Linked DNA regions of Homo sapiens: regions 1, 2, 4 and 5 are each linked to region 3. A link is a contact called in ENCODE Hi-C or POLR2A ChIA-PET data. All regions are on one chromosome and are shown on one strand. Each heading gives the region's core, a stretch centred on a gene start or an enhancer-like site at or near the end of the contact. The rest is flanking DNA. Distances are from core to core; before and after follow the strand shown.

Region 1 (3,726 bases), core at 1,059-3,558, 180 kb after region 3:
TTTAAACTAGACCTTCCTAGCAATAGACCAACTGTTCTGAGGGTAAAGGGCCCCTGACTCCCATGGGGACCTTCTTTGGTGGCTCCCCAGGAAGTAGGGAAATGGGAACTGTGCTGCAAAGATCTACAGCAACACTGCCTGCTGTGGCAGGGGACAACTGTTGTACATTTGTAAGGGCACTGAATGTGCCAGATATACCTTGGTTTGTTGAGGGGCCCGAGGTGGGCCCCTCTTCCCGTTTCCCAAAAAAAGGTTGCCCATCTTTGCTAAATTTAGAATGACACCGATTTGCCCAGTGATTGCCCTTCTTACATCAGGGGCATACGCCAGGACTTTTCTGTTGATTGATGGTAATAGTTTTTGCCTTTTGATTTTCTTTTCTACATTCCTTTTTTGTGTGTCCAAATTGCCCACAATTAAAACAAGAGCCTGAGAAACGGGGCATATTTTTTCCCACCTTTAGTCCAGCCATAGCTTGGGCTAAAAGAGTAGCCTTATTTAAGTTACCTCCAATGCCATCAGAAGCCTTAATATATTCAGCCAAATGAGCCTTCCCTCTCATAGGTCTAATAGCATTTTGACACTCTGTATTGGCATTATCATATGCAAGGAGTTGTATTACCACATCTTGAGCTATTTCATCAGTTATGGCTTTACGCACAGCCTCTTGGAGCCGAGCAATAAAGTCAGTATATGATTCTTTAGGTCCTTGTCAGACAGAACTGAAAGAAGGATATTTTTTCCCCATAACATTTATTTTTTTTCCATGCCCATAAACACACAGTGTGTAACTGAACAATGGCAACGTTTTTCATTACTGCTTGATTGTCTAGTCGGCCCCAATTAGGGCCCAACCCCATTAACTGTTCAAAGGAAACAGGCACAGGCGGCTGTGCTTGTGTGTTTTCTCTTGCTTGAGTTTGAGCTTCATCGGCCCACCAAGTTTTAAACTGCATGTACTGGGACGGAGTGAGAACAGGTTTTGTTAAAGTATCCCAGTCATATGGTATTAATCTATTATCAAGAGCCACATTTTTTAGTAAAGTTTGTACAAAAGGAGAATTTGGCCCATATTGACTAATGGCTTCCGCTTGAATTCCTTTAACAACTTAAAAGGAAAAGTGGCCCAATTAGCTATATTCTGCCCTCCTTGCTGGGTTATAGTAACTGGAAATTGCCATACTTCAAGGTCTCCCTCGGCTCTAGCCTTTTGAATAGAATTTTGTATAGCGCCACCAATAGCTCCAGGTTTTAATGTTGCAACTACAGGAGCAGTTTTTTAGTTTTTTAGCTAGTTCATGTTCTTGTCCATTAAGGGGAGAGGGAGGAGGTGGCCATTCACTTAATTCAGCAGGTGGAACCGACAGGCTAGTGAAATGTACCTTTTTCAGTTTCCCTCTCTTTTATTTAATTTCCTCTGGTTCCTGTTCCTCACATTCAGAATCTGAAGTTAATTTTTTACACTTGTCTGCCTCTTCCTCATCTGAATCTGTCTTGTCATTGTTTGAAATGGCTCAAGAGCTGCCTTTATCAATGCTCACACTGACCAAACAGAAACTGGAATTTTGGCTCCTTCTTTATGCACCTTTTTAAAATCTCTGCCAATTCTTTCCCATTCATCCAACCCCATTGTCCCTTGTTCTGGGAACCATGGGCAAACTGCTCTACTGTACTAAAGAGTGTTAATAAATTCTGAGTACTAACTTTCACTCCCCCTTTCCATAATAAATGCCTTAAGAAATTTAAATAACTAAGGCCGGGAGTGGTGGCTCACGCCTGTAATCCCAGCACTTTGGGAGGCCAAGGCAGGCATATCACAAGGTCAGGAGATCGAGACATTCCTGGCTAACACGGTGAAACCCTGTCTCTATTAAAAATACAAAAAATTAGCTGGGCATGGTGGCACATGCCTGTAGTCCCAGCTACTCGGGAGGCTGAGGTGGGAGAATGGCGTGAACTCGGGAGGCAGAGATTGCACTGAGCCGAGATCGTGCCACAGTACTGCAGCCTGGGTGACAGAGCAAGGCTCTGTCTCAAAAAATGTAGGGATCAGCCCTACAGGGCCTGTAGGTTTTTCTCCTTGTGTGCGGAGACGAGAGATCATAGAAATAAAGACACAAGACAAAGAGATAGAAGAAAAGACAGCTGGGCCCGGGTGACCACTACCACCAAAATGTGGAGACCGGTAGTGGCCCCGAATGCCTGGCTGTGCTGTTATTTATTGTATACAAGGCAAGGGGGCAGGGTAAGGAATGTGAGTCATTTCCAATGATAGGTAAGGTCATGTGAGTCACATGTCCACCAGACAGGGAGCCCTTCCCTGTTTGGCAGCTGAGGCAGAGAGAGAGAGAGGGGACAGCTTATGCCATTATTTCTTCTATGAATTTCTTGGAGAGATCAAAGACTTTAATATTCTCACTAATTCTGCTACTGCTATCTAGAAGGCAGAGCCAGGTGTACAGGGCTGAACATGAAAGTGGACAAGGAGCGTGACCGCTGAAGCACAGCATCACAGGGAGACGTTTAGGCCTCTGGATGGCTGTGGGTGGGCTTAACTGATGTCAGGCCTTTCACAAGAGGTGGTGGAGCAGAGTCTTCTCTAACTCCCCCAGGGAAGGGGAGACTCCCTTTCCCCGTCTGCTAAGTAACGGGTGCCTTCCCAGGCACTGGTACTACCGCTAGACCAAGGAGCCCTCTAGTGGCCCTGTCTGGGCGTGACAGAGGGCTCGCATTCTTGTCTTCTGGTCACTTCTCACCATGTCCCTTCAGCTCCTATCTCTGTATGGCCTGGTTTTTCCTAGGTTATAATTGTAAAACAGAGATTATTATAATATTGGAATAAAGAGTAATGCTACAAACTAATGATTGATAATATTCATATATAATCGTGTCTATATTCTACGTCTAATATAACTATTCTTATTTTAAGTATTTTCTTTATTATACTGTAACAAGCTTGTGCCTTCAGTCTCTTGCCTTGGCGCCTGGGTGGCTTGCCACCCACACACAAAAAAAAGAAATGTAAATAAGCAGAATGTTTACTTTCATTCTGTCCCATTGTTACCCTGGTTCTTACGAGTGCCCAGCTTACCTGCCGAGCTTCTTTCAGTCATCCTCGGGTGTCCTCTGACAATGTGTCCTCTGCTTCCACATGCTCTAGTGTTCCTTCACCAGGGTCTTCATAGCCCCATGTTGGGCGCCAGAAATGTTAGGGTGATCAGACCCAACACTAGGCCATGGGGGCTACGAAGTCTGGCAGAGTCAAATGAATGAGAAAAGACAAGTTAAGAGTGCATAAGGTGGGTCCAGGGGGCCAATGCTGGTATGGAGGCTGTGAAGCACCCGAGCTCTGGGAACCCACACTATTTATTGGTGATCAAACAAAGAAGCAGGTGGTGAGGACATGCGGATATGGGGGTAGAAAGGTAGCGGTGCATCAAGCGTAGCTGTGACACTTTAGCATTTTCTTTGACACATATGAATATGCTCTGCTGCTTGAGATAATGGAGAACATGTTTATGAGCCTGGGAGAGCAACCAACAAGTCTGTGCACATTCCAGAGGCTACGAGGGGTTGTATGCCCTGAGCCCTGGATTCCATCCAAGTCATGAGGAGTTTTATGCCCTGGGCTTAAATTTGTGGTGCGGCAGGGCAGCCTTCCACCCTTTGGCACAGAGCTTGGTGTTCCAAAGGCCACAAGGGGTTTTAGACCCGGACCCCGGACAT
Region 2 (3,600 bases), core at 183-2,682, 160 kb after region 3:
GTCCTCGGGAAGAGCTGGACGCTGCAGGGGGCCCGATGCTATTTCCAGGTTATTTTTCAGGTTGTGCCTCGGTCAACCTAATTGTGAAACAGGGAAGGGTTTTGTTTTAAAGCTGGACAATTTAAACACAGCTTACACACACACACAAAACTAACAATGCTGAGTGTCTGAGTCCGGCATGGGAAAGAGACCACACATAGACTGTTTTGTGCCTTTTCAACTTTGCACCATGGACATGTATTATTGATTTTATACAATTTAATAAAACTAAAACCAAAATAAAAGTAGGTTCCAGTTTTCTATCCGTAGAGGCAAAGTTCTTTTGAGGGTAGCCTCTTGTTTGAGAAAAGTCATTTTAACAAGTCTTTGAATTTAAGCAGAGACAAAGGACAAATCCTATCACAGAAAGGAAAATTTGAGGGCAACTGGAAGAAAAATGGCCCCTCCAGTCTGAATTCAAGGCCTGCCTTCTCTGCAAGAGCAAAGACAGCTCCCCAGAAATTATTACAGCAACCATTGGGCCTGAGCCTGAGGAGGGGTAGTTACTGGTTTGAGTTCTCTCTCTCCTGGAGGGGAGGAATGGCCACCCCTGAAGCCTGATGAGACTGGGGCTGGGGAGGGCAGACTGTGAACTTATCAGCATTCCTGGGGGCTTCCCAGAAATCCTTGGGGTAGGGGCCAGAGTTGTACAAACTACACAGAACTGAGGCTTGGGGTACACTGATACACGCGTTAAAAGGCATGGGGGACCCCTGAAGACAGCAGGCCCGCAGACCCGTGTCCCCACAGCACCTGCCCACTGAGAGCAATGGCAATGTGCTGCATGCTGGGTAATGAGTCACCGCAGTGAGGCCCTTCCAGGGACAAGTACTGCCAGGACCAGGGTGGTGTTGGCATCTGGGTGGAGAAGGAACATTTTCCAAAGCCTGGAAAGGGCCTCTATGGCTTCAAAAGTGCTCCAAGAGCTTTTCTCCTACCCTAGAGGGTCATTTTCCCGAACCACAAAGAGCCAGTGACTGCAGAATGAATCAGAAGTGCAAGCCCCGAACAGAGAATCGAACAGGGCTGTGCTACCCAGTGTCAGAGGGCAAGCTGGCTCCTCCCTCCTCCAGGAAGAAACTGGCCATCTGCCTGCAGAAAGAAGACTTGAGTCTCGGTTCTACCGCGGGAGCTCAGGCCAAGGGAGCTCAGACAGCCAGAAAACTTCTCTAGGCCTCAGTGTCCTCACCTGGAAAGCAAGGATAATCACGCTTCCCTTGTGAAGGTGAGAGGATGTCATTCTGCACAGGGCACGGCCACTGGCCCCTCCACTCCAGCTGGCCTGACTGAGGGCGGCACCGGGAGAGAGCTGTGAGTTGCAGCAGCAGCTGCAAAGGCTGGCATCTGCGCCCACAGACAGGCCAAGGAAGCTGGCACTGGGCCCCTGGCTTGATTCATAGTCCGTTTCTAGGTGTGGCCACCAATGCCAGGACAGGCGCCCCCTGAGCCCCCGTGCTCCTTCCAGAGAAGAGAGTCAACAGACATTTAAAGAAACTTCTCACCCCAAACAGCCGCATGGGTGGGATTTGCACAGCCAGTGAAGCTGGATGTTCTCCTAAATGGATCTACAGACTTCAAGCCACTCTGGGGAGTGACCTACACTTTGAGATGAAAACTCCCTGTACTTCCTGTCTGCACTATACAATTTATCGGGCAAATGTTGGATATGTTCCACCTTCTGTGGTTCTCTGGTGGCTTTATTTGTGGCCGGATGGCAGAGTGGCTAAGAGCACATCTGGAGTTGGACAGTTATGGGTGTGAATCCTGGCTGTGTGGCCTTGGACAAGTTGCCTAACCTCTCTGGGCCTCGGGGATGGCATCTGTAAAATAAGACTACCTCGCGCAATCAGATGGACGAAAATAAAGCACTCAGTTCAAAGATGCTTAGTACAGAAAGAACTCTCAGACACTCAACTGTATTCTGCAGGAAGGCAGGGCCTGCCCGTCAGTCTGAATCTCCTCTAGGTCATGGCATAGTGCTGGTCACATAGCTCTACCAGGCTTTACTTTTTAAAAGTGATCCCACCCAAACAGCAGGCACCATTCTCAAGGAAAAGCAACTCTAAAAGCTCGACACAGGCTTCTGAGCTGTCCCCTCCCCACCCAGAATTCCAATCAAGGGCTTGGCATGGAAGCCCTTCTGGAAGCTCTTCATGCCCATCACCACTTCCAGAAGCTTCTGCCTCAGCAGTGTGTATGAGTAGGGCTGGGGCAGGGGACCCAGGCAGGGAAGGGAGTGGTGGGAAGGTGGGAGACAGTGGCTGGGGAGGAGAACCCAGTGCAGGAAGCTGGAGTGCTGACCTGGCCCTGCTACATGGGGTGTGCGGGTCCCCTTGCAGGACTTGGGGCACTGAGGTCATCAGGAGAACCATAGAGGGCAGACAGCAGGTGGGCGGCAGACAGTGAGACTCAGTGATGTCATGTTTTCCCCAAATGACTCAATGGTTTGCCCTGGGCTATGAATGGTGAGCTGTATGCTGTAGCCTCCAGTCCTCCCTACCCTCCAGGCCCGCCTGGCATCTCTCCCCGTCTCCACCCTGCCCCAGGGACCCACAGTTGCCACATTCCTGCTCTGCTCCTGGCTGCGGCCCCAGCCCAGGGCTCATCCCTGTGATGCCCCTGCCATGTCTCTCCAATCTTCACTTTGAGGGAAGACTCAAGCGACAGCAGACCTGGGTGTTATTACTGGCTCTGACTCTCCCTGACTGAGTGACTTTAGGCAGGTTACTCAACCTCTCTGAGCCTCAGTTTCCTCATCTGTGAAATGGAGACATTGCTAACAACCTTGCCGGGTTGTAGGGGGCTTGGTGAGAATGACTGTGAAGAATCTGGCACATGGCAGGTGCTTAGTGAATGGAAAGAATGACATTCAAGGGCCTCTATGATCTGACCTCAATTTCCTTTTCTAGCTGCATTAAAACATATACCTATATAATAATAGCTCACCCTTCCTGATGCTCAGTGTGCCAGGCACTGCTCTCAACACTTGTATAGAAATACATTTTATTCCCATGTCTTCCCCATGTGGGGGGTACCAGTAGTGAGAAAACTGAGCTCAGAGAAGGTAAGCAACTTGGCCACGGCCACACAGCCAGTAAGTGGGGAGTTGGGGTTCCCGTGAAGGCAGCCCGGCTCTAGAGCCTGTGTGCGTAACCACAACTCCATCCTGCCTGTCTCTCCTCGTGTATCCTATACATTTCAGTTCAGTCCAGCCAGACTCCTCACCAGTCCCTGTCTTCAATCGGAACTTTCCCATCCTCGTGCCTTTGCCCAGCTTCCCTCATGCACTGGAATGCCTGCCTCCTCTAGGAAGGCTTCCCCAAGTCTTCCCTCATGTCCACCTCTGTGGGCTCATCACAGTGGGACTCAAAGGTGGTTACTGGGGCACCCAGCTCTCCTCTCTTCCAGCTTGAAAGTCCCTCCTGTTATCCCACCATCTTGCAGTGTCAGCATGAGCATAGGCGCGCAGGACCTGGACAGGTGATGCCCAAGAACCCAGCACTCTGTGCCCCACTACTTTTGCAAGGACAGACAGCTTGAGGGCTGGAGGTGGGGCCACAG
Region 3 (4,082 bases), core at 1,444-3,943:
CCAGAGGTGTGCGTGTGTGTTTGTTCATTCCTCCTACCTGAATGTGAGCTGCACAAGGGTGGGGCTTGTTTTGTTCACTGCTGTGTTCCTATCACCTGTGAACACACCATCCTTTGAGGTCTTGTTCTGTCCATTTCCCCTATTGCCTGGTTTCCTTTTCTTTCTCTGTTGGATAATTTCTTGTCAGTAAGCGTTTGCAACTTTTTCTCCTCATTGAAAACACACACAGCCCTCACTCAACTCTGTATCTTCAGATTCCCCAGGTATTCGTTTCTCTCCTTCCTTTCAAGTTTCTTGACAGAGTTATGTGCACTTCCTGCCTTCCCTCCTCTCTGGCTCCTCCGTCAGAAGATTTCTATCCCCAGTGTGCTAGCAAAACTGCTCTGATAGAGGACTCTAATTGTGAGAAACAAGGAGGCATATTTTTGCTTTTTTTCTTTTCTCGAGTGTTGTACTGTACGGTTATTCCTTTTTTCCCCCTTGTAATTCTCATTTCAGCCTCTCTGAAGTCTTCCTGTTCTTATTTCCTCATCCTTATCAGTTGTCTTTGCTGGTTCCCAGGTGGCTGGGACAGTGGCACTGGAAGTGGTGAGAAGTGAGATGCCCTGGTATAAGGGAGTCAAAGAAGTGAAGGTGATTCTAAAACAATGTTTGTCCTAAGTAATTGAGAGATTCAATATCAAAGAACATAATACATTCAAGGACTGGAGAAAATCTATAGAAAGGGAAGGGCAGCAATGAAACAGAAAGGCAGGCTGAAGCCAAGCTGTGAAGGCCACATGGGTCAGGAAGGATTGGACTCTTACTTGGAAGACCATAGGAAACCGAGGGTTGTTTTTTGTTATTGTTGTTTTTCTTTTTTTAAGAGACGTGATCTCACTCTGCTGCCCAGGCTAGAGTGCAGTGGCACAATCACAGCTCACTGCAGCCTTGAACTCCTGGGGTCAAGCTATCCTCCTGCTTCAGCCTCCCGAGTTGCTGGGACTACAAGTGCATGCCACCATGCCCAGCTAATTTAAAAAATTTTTCTTGTAGAGACGAGGTATTGCTATATTGCTCAAGTGGATCTTGAACTTCTGGCCTCAAGTGATCTTCCCTCTTTGGCCTCCCAAAGTGCTGGGATGACAGGTGTGAGCCACCATGCACGCGCCACTACCACCTGGCTAGTTTTTGTATTTTTAGTAGAGATGGGGTTTCACCATGTTGGCCAGGCTGGTCTCAAACTCCTGACCTCAAGTGATCAGCCTGCCTCAGCCTTCCAAAGTGCTGGGATCACAGACATGAGCCACTGCACCCGGCCCCTTCTAATTTTGGATTTGCCACTTAGTTTTGTGAAGTTGGTCAAGTTTTGTAACTTCTCTGTGCCTTGGCTTCTGTATTGGTAAATAGGGATAATAATTGGTTATGAGGATTAAATGATTTAACAGATAAAAAGTGCTTAGAACTGTGCCTGACACATCATAGTGATGTTGACTGTTGAAGTAGCCACCTAGCTGACTGACCTCTGTAGCTGTTCCTCTTCTAAAGCCCTTCCCACTCTGCTATTGAGTCAGCTTTCAAAAATGGACATCAGACCACATAATTCCCTTTTGAAAGTCTTTCTGTGGCTTCCCTAATCTGACCACTGCTTATAGACTTAGCTCATCTCCATTGTCCCTTTTCTGTCACTCTCTGTCATAACTGTATTGTAAATAATTGACAGTTTTTTGAATATGCTGTGATCTTGCATGCCTTGGCATCTTTGCACTTGCTGTTTCTTCTTCTACTTGAAGTGCCCCTCCTTCCCTGGTGTTATTTGCAAATCTTTAATGATCATTCCAGACTATGTCTAAACCTCCTGTGGAAACCTGGCCCTCTCCATGTAGAGTTGATCACTCCCTTCACGCTCACCATAATATATTGCCATCATTTATTTCTACTATCTGTTAAGCAGACAAACAAGACTGATCTTTAGCTCCATGATGGTGGGAGATGAGTCTCTTATTCTTCCTCCTGTGATGCAGGGCTTTGTATGGTGATTAGCACAGAGCACATGCTCCATAAACATTGTTGAATTGGTAATCGCATGTTCAGAAGTTTACTAAGATTTCTGCATTACTTTTCTCCAATTTCTCCAGGCTACAAGAATTAGTTGATCGAGTGCTGGAACGTTTTCAGGCATCTGGACTAATAGTGAAAGAGTGGAATAGTGTGAAACTGCATGCTACAGTTATGAATACACTATTCAGGAAAGACCCCAATGGTAAGTCCCCCAGAGAACTATAGCACAGTTTGTGATCAGCGGCCTTGTGGCATCTCTGAGGTTTAGGTAGAATGAGCTATCAAAGAATCTCTGATATAGCTTCTTTTTTAGACCTCTTAGCTTATTCTGATGAGCATAGTAGAGGTGGGCAAGAACATATATAGCATGGAACTGTGGCTTCCAGATCTTTTATTTCTGTCACACATAGGATTGCCATATTTAGCAAATACAAATACAGGATGCTCTGGTAAATTTTATATAAACAGTGAATAAATTTTTGGCATAAGTATGTCGCATGCAATACTTGGTGGCTTTTTTTTTTTTTAAAGAGAAAAAAGAAAGGAAGGTGAGCTAGTGAAAGTAAATGTTAAATCAGTGTTTCTCAACTGGGGGTTATTTTGCCCCCAGATGACATTTGGCATTGTCTGGAGACATTTTTGGTTATCATAGTTAGGGAGCTGGAGATGGGTTGCTGCTGGCACCTAGTGGGTGCTGTCTAACACTCTACAATGCATGGGACGGTCCCCCATGACAAAGAATTATTCTTCCCAAAATGTCGTAGCACAGAGGTTGAGAAACCTTGTGTTAAAATAATAGTTTTTTTCTTCATGGACTCTGAGCCTTTTTATAAAAATGCCTTGTTTTAATCCTTGATTTGGGATAGTTGTTTATTTCAAAAAGAAGTTTTCTTTTCTTCCTGTCCCTATCTCCAAAGTGAAAGCTTCTCTAGTACCTTCAGCATCGGATCAGGAGTCACACATTCAAGCCATATGCAGCTCTTCCTTCCAAGACTCGTGGTTCAAAATACACTAGCAGCACCAAGGTCACGTATTCCGGTTTCATTTCCTTTCTTGAGCCCTGACCTTGGTTTTAGAAAATCTAGGTGGGGGCCAGGTGCGGTGGCTCATGCCTGTAATCCTAGCACTTTGGAAGGCTGAGGCGGGTGGATCACTTGCATTTAGGAGTTCAAGACCAGCCTGGCCAACATGGTGAAACCCCGTCTCTACTAAAAATACAAAAATTAGCCGGGTGTGGTGGCACATGCCTGTAATCCCAGCTACTTGGGAGGTTGAGGCAAGACAATCGCTTGAACCTGGGAGGCGGAGGTTACAGTGTGCCGAGATCGCACTCCAGCCTGGCAACAGAGCAAGACTCCTTCTCAAAAAAAAAAAAAAAAAAAAAATCTATCTAGAGGAGAAGATAACTCCATCAGGACTTGAATCATTGACTATTTGTAGGTTTTTAGTTAGGACAATTTGTGTGTCCCTTTTAGTTAAGGCACGTCTTTTAATTTCTCTCAGATATGTACCAAAGATCCCAACTGGCAATCATTTGATAATTAACCCCGTTTAGTTACAGTCATGGTAGGACCAAGAAATTTGTAGCTATCTAGTTATTAGTTCTAAAATACTACTATTTTGTGATGCCATATTGAATTTTATTTAAGACTTATAAATAAATCTCTATTTTACTTTTGAGAACACTGAGATTAAGAGAGCTTCAAATAACTCAGTTAAAGCCTATATACTCTTGTTTGGGTAGGTAATAGAATCCAAAACTTTGAACTTGTTCCAGTTGAGTGTGTGTGTGTGTGTGTGTGTGTGTGTGTGTGTGTGTATTTTTATTTTATTTTTTTGAAATGGAGTCTTGCTCTGTCGCCCAGGCCGGAGTGTGCAGTGGCGCCATCTCAGCTCACTGCAACCTCCGCCCCCCAGGTTGAAGCAATTCTCCTGCCTCAGCCTCCTGAGTAGCTGGGATTACAGGCACCTGCCACCGCGCTCAGCTAATTTTCGTATTTTTAGTAGAGACAGGGTTTCACCATCTTGGCCAGGCTGATCTT
Region 4 (3,578 bases), core at 787-3,286, 240 kb after region 3:
GAGGTTGCAGTGAGCCGAGATCGCACCACTGCACTCCAGCCTGGGTGACAAAGTGAGACTTGATCTCAAAAAAAAAAAAAAAAAAAAAAAAGACAACTAAGGCTAGACAATGAAGACTGCAATAAATACTGAACTCTTCAATGCCCAGACACCGAAGAACATCTGCTAGCAGCATGACCCAGGAAAACATGACCTCCCCAAATGAACCAAATTAGACACCAGGGACCAATCCTGGAGAAACAGAGCTCTGACCTTTCAGACAGAATTCTGTTTGAGGAAACTCAAAGAAATTCAAAATAACACAGAGAAGGAATTCAGAATTCTATCAGATACATTTAACAAAGGGATTGAAATAATTAAAAAACATCCAGAGCAGAATTTCTGGAGCTGAAAAATGCAATTGGCATACTGAAGAATGCATCAGAGTCCTTTAATAGCAGAATTGGGCTGGGCGCAGTGGCTCATGCCTGTAATCCCAGCACCTTGGGAGGCCGAGATGGGTGAATCACCTGAGGTCAGGAGTTGGAGACCAGCCTGGCCAACATGGTGAAACTCCGTCTCTACTAAAATTGCAAAAATTAGTTGGGCATGGTGGTGGGCACCTGTAATCCCAGCTGCTCGGGAGGCTGAGGCAAGAGAATCGCTTGAACCTGGGAGGTGGAGGTTGCAGTGAGCTGAGATCTGGCCACTGCATTCCAGCCTGGGCAAGAGAGTGAGACTAAACAACAAAAAGTTAAAAAGTTGCCAAGACAGTATTAAATTGAAACAAAAATCAAGAAGCTTTTAAAAACAAAGTTAAAAAGCAGGAGATGCTGGGCACCATGGCTCATGGCTGGAATGACAATACATTAGGGGGCCGAAATGAGAGGATCACTTGAGCTTGGGAGCTTGAGACCAGACTGGGCAACATGGTGAGATCCCCATCTCTACAAAAAAAAAAAAAAAAACCCCAAAAAACAAAAAAAACAAAAAAAACTTAGTCGGATGTGGTGGCACATGTTTGTAGTCTGTGGTGGAAGGTGAGCCATGATTGTGCCACTGCATGCACACCAGCCTGGGTAACAGACTGAGACTCTGTTTCAAAAAAAAAAAAAAAAAAATGCGAGGGGACTAAGTTAAGAGGTAGTTTTGTTTGTTTGTTTTGTTTTGAGACAGAGTCTTGCTCTGTCAGCCAGGCTGGAGAGCAGTGGCACAATCTCGGCTCACTACAATCTCGGCTCACTGCAACCTCTGTCTCCCAGGCTCAAGCTATTGTCCTCCCTCAGCCTCCTGAGTAGCTGGGATTACAGACACGTGCCACCATGCCCAGCTAAGTTTTGTATTTTTAGTATAGATGGGGATTCACCATGTTGTCCATGCTGGCCTCGAACTCCTGACCTCAAGTGATCTGCCTGCCTTGGCCTCTCAAAGTGCTGGGATTACAGGCATGAACCACCATGCCCAGCCAGGAATCACATTTCAACATGAGATTTGGAGGACAAACGTCCAAACCGTATCAACCTTTATGCTTCTTTTTGGCTTCCAGGAAAAACAAGACCCCTCTCTCAGGTGCCCTTAAAGAACCCCATCCTTTTTCACAGCATCTAACCAAACTTTGGTTTTTTGAGACTAAATTTTTTTTGTTCCCTCACCAAATTATAAGTCCCATGTGGGCAGGACCTGGGCCCCTTTTGCTTCTCACTGTGTCCTCAGTGACTAGGACAGTGCCTGGCACTTTGCAGGTGCTCAAACATCTTTTCTTGGTTACATGAAAGAGTGAATGGCTTTTTTGAGCACCTACTAGAGATTAAAAGTTTTATAGATGTCAAGTTTTCCTAAAGCCAAGCACAGTGGTGGCCCGGTTTGGCACTCAATAACTTACTGAGTCCTTGCCACCCAGGTCTGCGTTCTGTCTCTCTGGGTTTAGGGGTCTGGGATGTGGCCTTCCCTAGGGCTGCTATGAGTTGCTGTGGAGGCAGAGAAGACAAGGCTTAGCCTGCTAGCTGGAGCACTTCAGGCATCATTACTGTGGGCAGCTCTGTGAGGTCACTCCTGCCCCAATCCCTGGGCACCCGGCTGAGTGTGAGGCTTTGAGGACCAACCTAGAGATTAGGAACAGGGTTTTAGGCCAGGCATGGTGGCTCATGCCCATAATTCCAGCACTTTGAGAGACCAAGGTGAGAGGGTCACTTGACCCGAGGAGTCGGGGATCAGCCTGGGCAACATAGTGAGTCCCCTTAGCTACACTTAAATTTAAAAAAATAGAAAAGAAGGAACAGAAAATAGAAAAGAAGCAAATAGAAATAGAAAAGAAAAAGAAAAGCAAGTATAATAGAAATAGAAAAGAAGCAAATACTGTATTCTTCTGCCGTCTCATGGTCAGTCCTAGAATAGCAAGGGAAGCTTCCCCACCTCTCTGGTACTATACTGGGAGTGACCGCCAGAGGGCAGTGTTCTCCACATTGTTGCACCCAATAGGTGTCCCACCACACAAACCCAGCTCTTTAAAAAGTAGATTTTTTTCTTATCCAAAGTCGATTCATACAAAAAGAAAAAGAAATAAAAAATAAATTATTTTAATGGCTTCATTGCTACATGTTTGTTTTTTTGAAAAGGAGTCTTGCTCTGTCGCCCAGGCTGGAGTGCAGGGGGGTGATCTCCCCTCACTGCAACCTCCGCCCCCTGGTTTCAAGCGATTCTCCTGCCTCAGCCTCCGAGTAGCTGGGTTTACAGGCATGAGCCACCACGCCCGGCTAATTTTTGTATTTTTAGTAGAGACAGAGTTTCACCATGTTGGCCAGGCTGTTCTTGAACTCCTGACCTCAAGTGATCTGCCCACCTTGGCCTCCCAAAGTGCTGGGATTACAGGCGCGAGACACCGAGCCCAGCCCTCATCTCTATTTTAAATTATAAAAAAATTTTTAAAAGAATTATTGAGGACCCAGATATTTATTAATTTATCAAAAAGTAATAATGAACTCATTACATGTAAACATAAACATATTTTTACGAAAAATACCTTCATTTCCAAAACAAAGAGAAATTTAGTGAGAAAAACAGCATTGTTTTACACTTTTGCAAATCTCTCAAGCAACTGTCTTAATTAAAGACTGTTGGAGCCTCATGTCTACTTCTGCATTCAGTCTGTTGCAATATGTTGGGGCTTTTAAAATTTTTATTTATTTTTTTATTTTGAAACAAAGTTTTGCCCTTGTCGCCCAGCCTGGAGTGTAATGTTGTGATCTTGGCTCACTGCATCCTCCACCTCCCAGGTTCAGGTGATTCTCCTGCCTCAGCCTCCCGAGTAGCTGGGATTACAGGAGTGCGCCACCACATCCAGCTAATTTTTTTGTATTTTTAGTAGAGATGGGGTTTCACCATGTTGGCCAGTCTGGTCTTGAACGCCTGACCTCAGGTGACCCGCCCACCTCAGCCTCCCAAACTGCTGGGATTATAAGCATGAACCACTGCGTCCCGCAATATATTGTTTTGATTGAAGAAAATCCAGCCTCCCGCAAACACGGAGTTGGAAAAAAAGACGAGTATTTTGATAGCTTTTTCAGATAATTGTGAATATTCTTCTTTAATGCTACGCCAAA
Region 5 (3,619 bases), core at 479-2,978, 200 kb after region 3:
CAAGACCTCATCTCTACTAAACAAACAAACAAACAAAAAAAAAAAAAAAAGAAAAGAAAGAACGAAAAAGATGGATCAATTCAAGCTACATAAAAATCAAAACTTCTGCTTGGTCACGAACAACAATAATAACAAAAATATGAAACCAGCCCAAATGCCCATCAATCAATAAGTGGATAAAGAAAATGTGGTATATATATGTTGAAATATATATATATACACACACACACACACATATACACACACACACACATATATATATACACACACGTATAACTCAGCCATGAAAAAGAATGAAATAATGGCATTTGCAAAAACCTGGATAGAGTTGGAGACTATTATTCTAACTGAAGTAACTCAGGTATGGAAAACCAAACATCATATATTCTCACTCATAAGTGGGAGCTAAGCTATGAGGACGCAAAGGCATAAGAATGATACAATGGACTTTGAAAACTTGGCGGGTGGTGGGGAAGGATGGAAGTGGGGTGAGAGATAAAAGACTACACATTGGGCCATCCTGGCTAACATGGTGAAGCCCCATCTCTACTAAAAATACAAAAGAAATTAGCTGGTCGTGGTGGCACATGCCTGTGATCCTAGCTACTCGGGAGGCTGAGGCAGAAGAATGGCTTGAACCTGGGAGGTGGAGCTTGCAGTGAGCTGAGATTGTGCCCCTGTACTCCAGCCTGGGCGACAGAGCGAGACTCTGTCTCAGGAAGAAACAACAACAACAAAAAACGCTACACATTGGGTACAGTGTACACTGCTTGGGTAATGGGTGCACCAAAATCTCAGAAATCACCACTAAAGAACTTATCTGGGGCTGGGCACAGAGGCTCACACCTGTAATCCCAGCACTTTGGGAGGCCGAGGGGGGTGGATCACGAGGTCAAGAGATCGAGACCATCCTGGCCAACGTGGTGAAACCCCATCTCTACTAAAAATACAAAAATTAGTTGGGCGTGGTGGCATGCACCTGTAGTCCCAGCTATTCAGGAGGCTGAGGCATGAGAATTGCTTGAACCTAGGAGGCAGAGGTTGCAGTGAGTGGAGATCGCTGCACTGCACTCCCGCCAGGCAACAGAGCGAGACTCTGTCTCAAAAAAAAAAAAAAAAAAAAAGGACTTATCCATGCAACCAAACACCACCTGTTCCCCAAAAACCTATTGAAATAAAAATAAATTAATAAAAAAAACTAGTCTTAGCTGTTTTTTTTTCTTTTTCTTTTTCTCATTGCCAGTGGAGGGAAATAGTCTTGGGTGTTTTTGTTCTTGTTTTTTTCTTACAGCAGCACAAATGAAACAAGATAGACCTTTATGGAGATTTAAAGGTCTAAATTACAATTAACTGAGGCCATAAGGGTGGGGCCCTAATCCAATAGGACTGGTGTCCTCATAAGAAGAAGACACAGCATACACCAGATATCTTCCTTTCTCTGCACCTGCACAGAGGAAAGTCTATGTGAGAACACAGCAAGAAGGTGGCTGTCTATAAGCTGGAAGAGAGGCCTCACCAGGAACCAAACTAATGGCACCTGATGTTGGACTTCCAGCCTCCAGAAAATAAGTTGCCATTGTGTAAGTCTGTTATGGCAGACCTAGTAGAATAATACACCCCAAATGAAAACAAAAGTAGGATTTTAAAAACCCCAGATCTACAGATCATATCCACAACAAAACTAGGTGACGGGTTAAACCCACAAGCTTAAGGTGCAGGTGGGTGGGGAAAAACCACAGCAGTTACAAAGGCTTCTTGCACCAAACAGTCAAGTTGTGAAGGCAAAGGAAAATTTCTTGAAGGAAATCAAAAGAGCTGCTCCAGTGAACACACAAATGATAAGAAAGCACAACAGTCTTGCTGATATGGAGAAAGTTTCTGAGTGGTATAGACAGAAGATCAAGCCAGCCATAACATTCCCTTAAGCCAAAGCCTAATGCAGAGCAAGGCCCCAACTATCTTCAATTCTATGAAGGCTGAGAGAGACGAGGAAGCTGCAGAAAAGTTGGAAGCTGGCAGAAGTGGGTTCATGGGGTTTAAGGAAATATGTCATATACATAACATAAAACCTGCAGAAAGTTATTCAGAAGATCCAGCTAAGGTCATTGATGAAGGTGGCTACACTAAACAACAGGTGTTTTAATGGAGACGACACAGCCTTACGTGGGAAGAAGAGGCCATCTAGGACTTTCACAGCTAGAGAGGAGAAGTCAGTGCCTGGCTTCAAAGCTTCAAGCGACAGGCTGACTCTCTTGTTAGGGGCAGCAGGTGACTTTAAGTTGTTAGGGGAAGCTGGTGACTTTAAGTTAAAGCCAATGCTCATTGACCATTCCAAAAGTCCTAGAGCCCTTAAAAATTATGCTAAATCAGCTGGGTGCGGTGGCTCACGCCTGTAATCCCAGCACTTTGAGAAGCTGAGGCGGTTGGATCACCTGAGGTCAGGAGTTCAAAACCAGCCTGGCCAACATGGTGAAACCCCATCTCTACTAAAAATACAAAAATTAGCCAGGTGCGGTGGTGGGCGCCTGTAATCCCAGCTACTTGGGAGGCTAAGGCAGGAGAATTGCTTGAACCTGGGAGGCGGAGGTTACAGTGAGCCGAGATTGCACCATTGCACTCCAGCCTGGGCGACAGAGTGAGACTCTGCCTCAAAAAAAAAAAAAAAAAAAAAAAAAAAAAACTAAATCTAGACTATATCAGATTATTATTGAAGTGGGGAAAAAAAAAGAATTATGCTAGGTTCACTCTGCCTGTGCTCTATAAAAAAAAAACTTGCACAACAGCTTATCTGTTCATTGAATATTTTCAGCCAACTGTTGAGACCTACTGCTCAGAAAAAATATTTTTTTTCAAAATATCACTGCTTACTGACAATGCATCTAGTCACCCATGGGCTCTGATGGAGATGTACAAGGAGATGAATGTTGTTTCCATGCCTGCAAACACAACATCCATTCTGTGGCCCATGGATCAAGGAGTAATTTCAACTTTCAAGCCTTCTTCTCCTTAAGTAATGCATTTCATAAGGCTATAGCTGCCACAGATAGTGATTCCTCTGATGGATCTGGGCAAAGTAAATTGAAAATTTTCTGGAAAGGAGTCACCATTCTAGATGCCATTAAGGCTGTTCAGGATTCATGGGAGGAGGTGAAAATATCAACATGAAGAGGAGTTTGGAAGAAATGGACCCCAACCCTCATAGATGACTGAGGGGGTTCAAGACTTCAGGAGGGAAAAAAACTTGCAGATCTGGTGGAAATAGCAAGAGAGCTAGAATTAGAAGCGGAGCCTGAAGACAGGATTGAATTGCAGCAATCTCATGAAGCTTGGACGGATGCGGAGCTGCTTCTATGGATAAATCAACTTAAGTGGTTTCTTAAGGTGGCATCTACTCCCAGGGAAGATGCTGTGAACATTGTTGAAATGACAACAAAGGATTCAGAATATTCCATAAACTCTGTTGATAAAGCAGCAGGAGGGTTAGAGAGGATTGACTCCAATTTTTAAAGAAATTCTACTGTGCGTAAAATGCTATCAAATAGCATCACATGCTACAGAGAAATCTTTCCTGAGCTGAAGAGTCAATTACTATGGCAAACTTTACGGTTATCTTATTTTA

Evidence for each region. Hi-C counts contacts between places; a loop is a spot of excess contacts on that map. ChIA-PET counts read pairs that join two places held with the same protein, here RNA polymerase II (POLR2A). Pooled maps may share reads with other maps.
Region 1: a pooled map shows a loop between it and region 3 (2.7-fold over the local background). The contact joins two enhancer-like sites. A Hi-C loop is called at or near these places in 1 of 37 single-sample maps with no recorded cell type and 4 of 50 pooled maps. POLR2A ChIA-PET finds 5 or more read pairs at or near these places in 1 of 52 experiments (activated CD4-positive, alpha-beta T cell).
Region 2: a pooled map shows a loop between it and region 3 (2.1-fold over the local background). The contact joins two enhancer-like sites. A Hi-C loop is called at or near these places in 2 of 37 single-sample maps with no recorded cell type and 4 of 50 pooled maps.
Region 4: a loop to region 3 is called in a pooled map, with 2.8 times the contacts of the local background. The contact joins two enhancer-like sites. A Hi-C loop is called at or near these places in 1 of 168 maps with a recorded cell type or tissue (mammary epithelial cell), 1 of 37 single-sample maps with no recorded cell type and 8 of 50 pooled maps. POLR2A ChIA-PET finds 5 or more read pairs at or near these places in 1 of 52 experiments (GM12878).
Region 5: a pooled map shows a loop between it and region 3 (2.1-fold over the local background). The contact joins two enhancer-like sites. A Hi-C loop is called at or near these places in 1 of 50 pooled maps. POLR2A ChIA-PET finds 5 or more read pairs at or near these places in 4 of 52 experiments (BJ, CD4-positive, alpha-beta T cell, WTC11 and 1 more).

What each region holds. Positions count from the first base shown.
Region 1 is chr10:71,955,238-71,958,963 of GRCh38, reverse strand. No RefSeq gene overlaps it. Among named protein-coding and RNA genes, the nearest start is that of CHST3, 7.3 kb to the left of the region's middle. RefSeq lists silencers at 2,018-2,237, 2,685-2,794, 3,259-3,474. Within about 2 kb of position 2,308, at least 5 of the 41 ENCODE cell types and tissues checked have a DNase peak (open chromatin) inside an H3K27ac peak, as active enhancers do.
Region 2 is chr10:71,973,528-71,977,127 of GRCh38, reverse strand. The region is part of intron 1 of CHST3 (carbohydrate sulfotransferase 3); the gene reads right to left. Among named protein-coding and RNA genes, the nearest start is that of CHST3, 11 kb to the right of the region's middle. RefSeq lists an enhancer at 3,198-3,600. Within about 2 kb of position 1,432, at least 29 of the 41 ENCODE cell types and tissues checked have a DNase peak (open chromatin) inside an H3K27ac peak, as active enhancers do.
Region 3 is chr10:72,131,217-72,135,298 of GRCh38, reverse strand. ASCC1 (activating signal cointegrator 1 complex subunit 1) reads left to right here. Exons shown (of 10, transcript NM_001198800.3): 8 at 2,118-2,242. Among named protein-coding and RNA genes, the nearest start is that of SPOCK2, 45 kb to the right of the region's middle. Within about 2 kb of position 2,693, at least 2 of the 41 ENCODE cell types and tissues checked have a DNase peak (open chromatin) inside an H3K27ac peak, as active enhancers do.
Region 4 is chr10:71,895,413-71,898,990 of GRCh38, reverse strand. No RefSeq gene overlaps it. Among named protein-coding and RNA genes, the nearest start is that of LINC03139, 19 kb to the right of the region's middle. Within about 2 kb of position 2,036, at least 4 of the 41 ENCODE cell types and tissues checked have a DNase peak (open chromatin) inside an H3K27ac peak, as active enhancers do.
Region 5 is chr10:71,931,925-71,935,543 of GRCh38, reverse strand. No RefSeq gene overlaps it. Among named protein-coding and RNA genes, the nearest start is that of CHST3, 31 kb to the left of the region's middle. Within about 2 kb of position 1,728, at least 2 of the 41 ENCODE cell types and tissues checked have a DNase peak (open chromatin) inside an H3K27ac peak, as active enhancers do.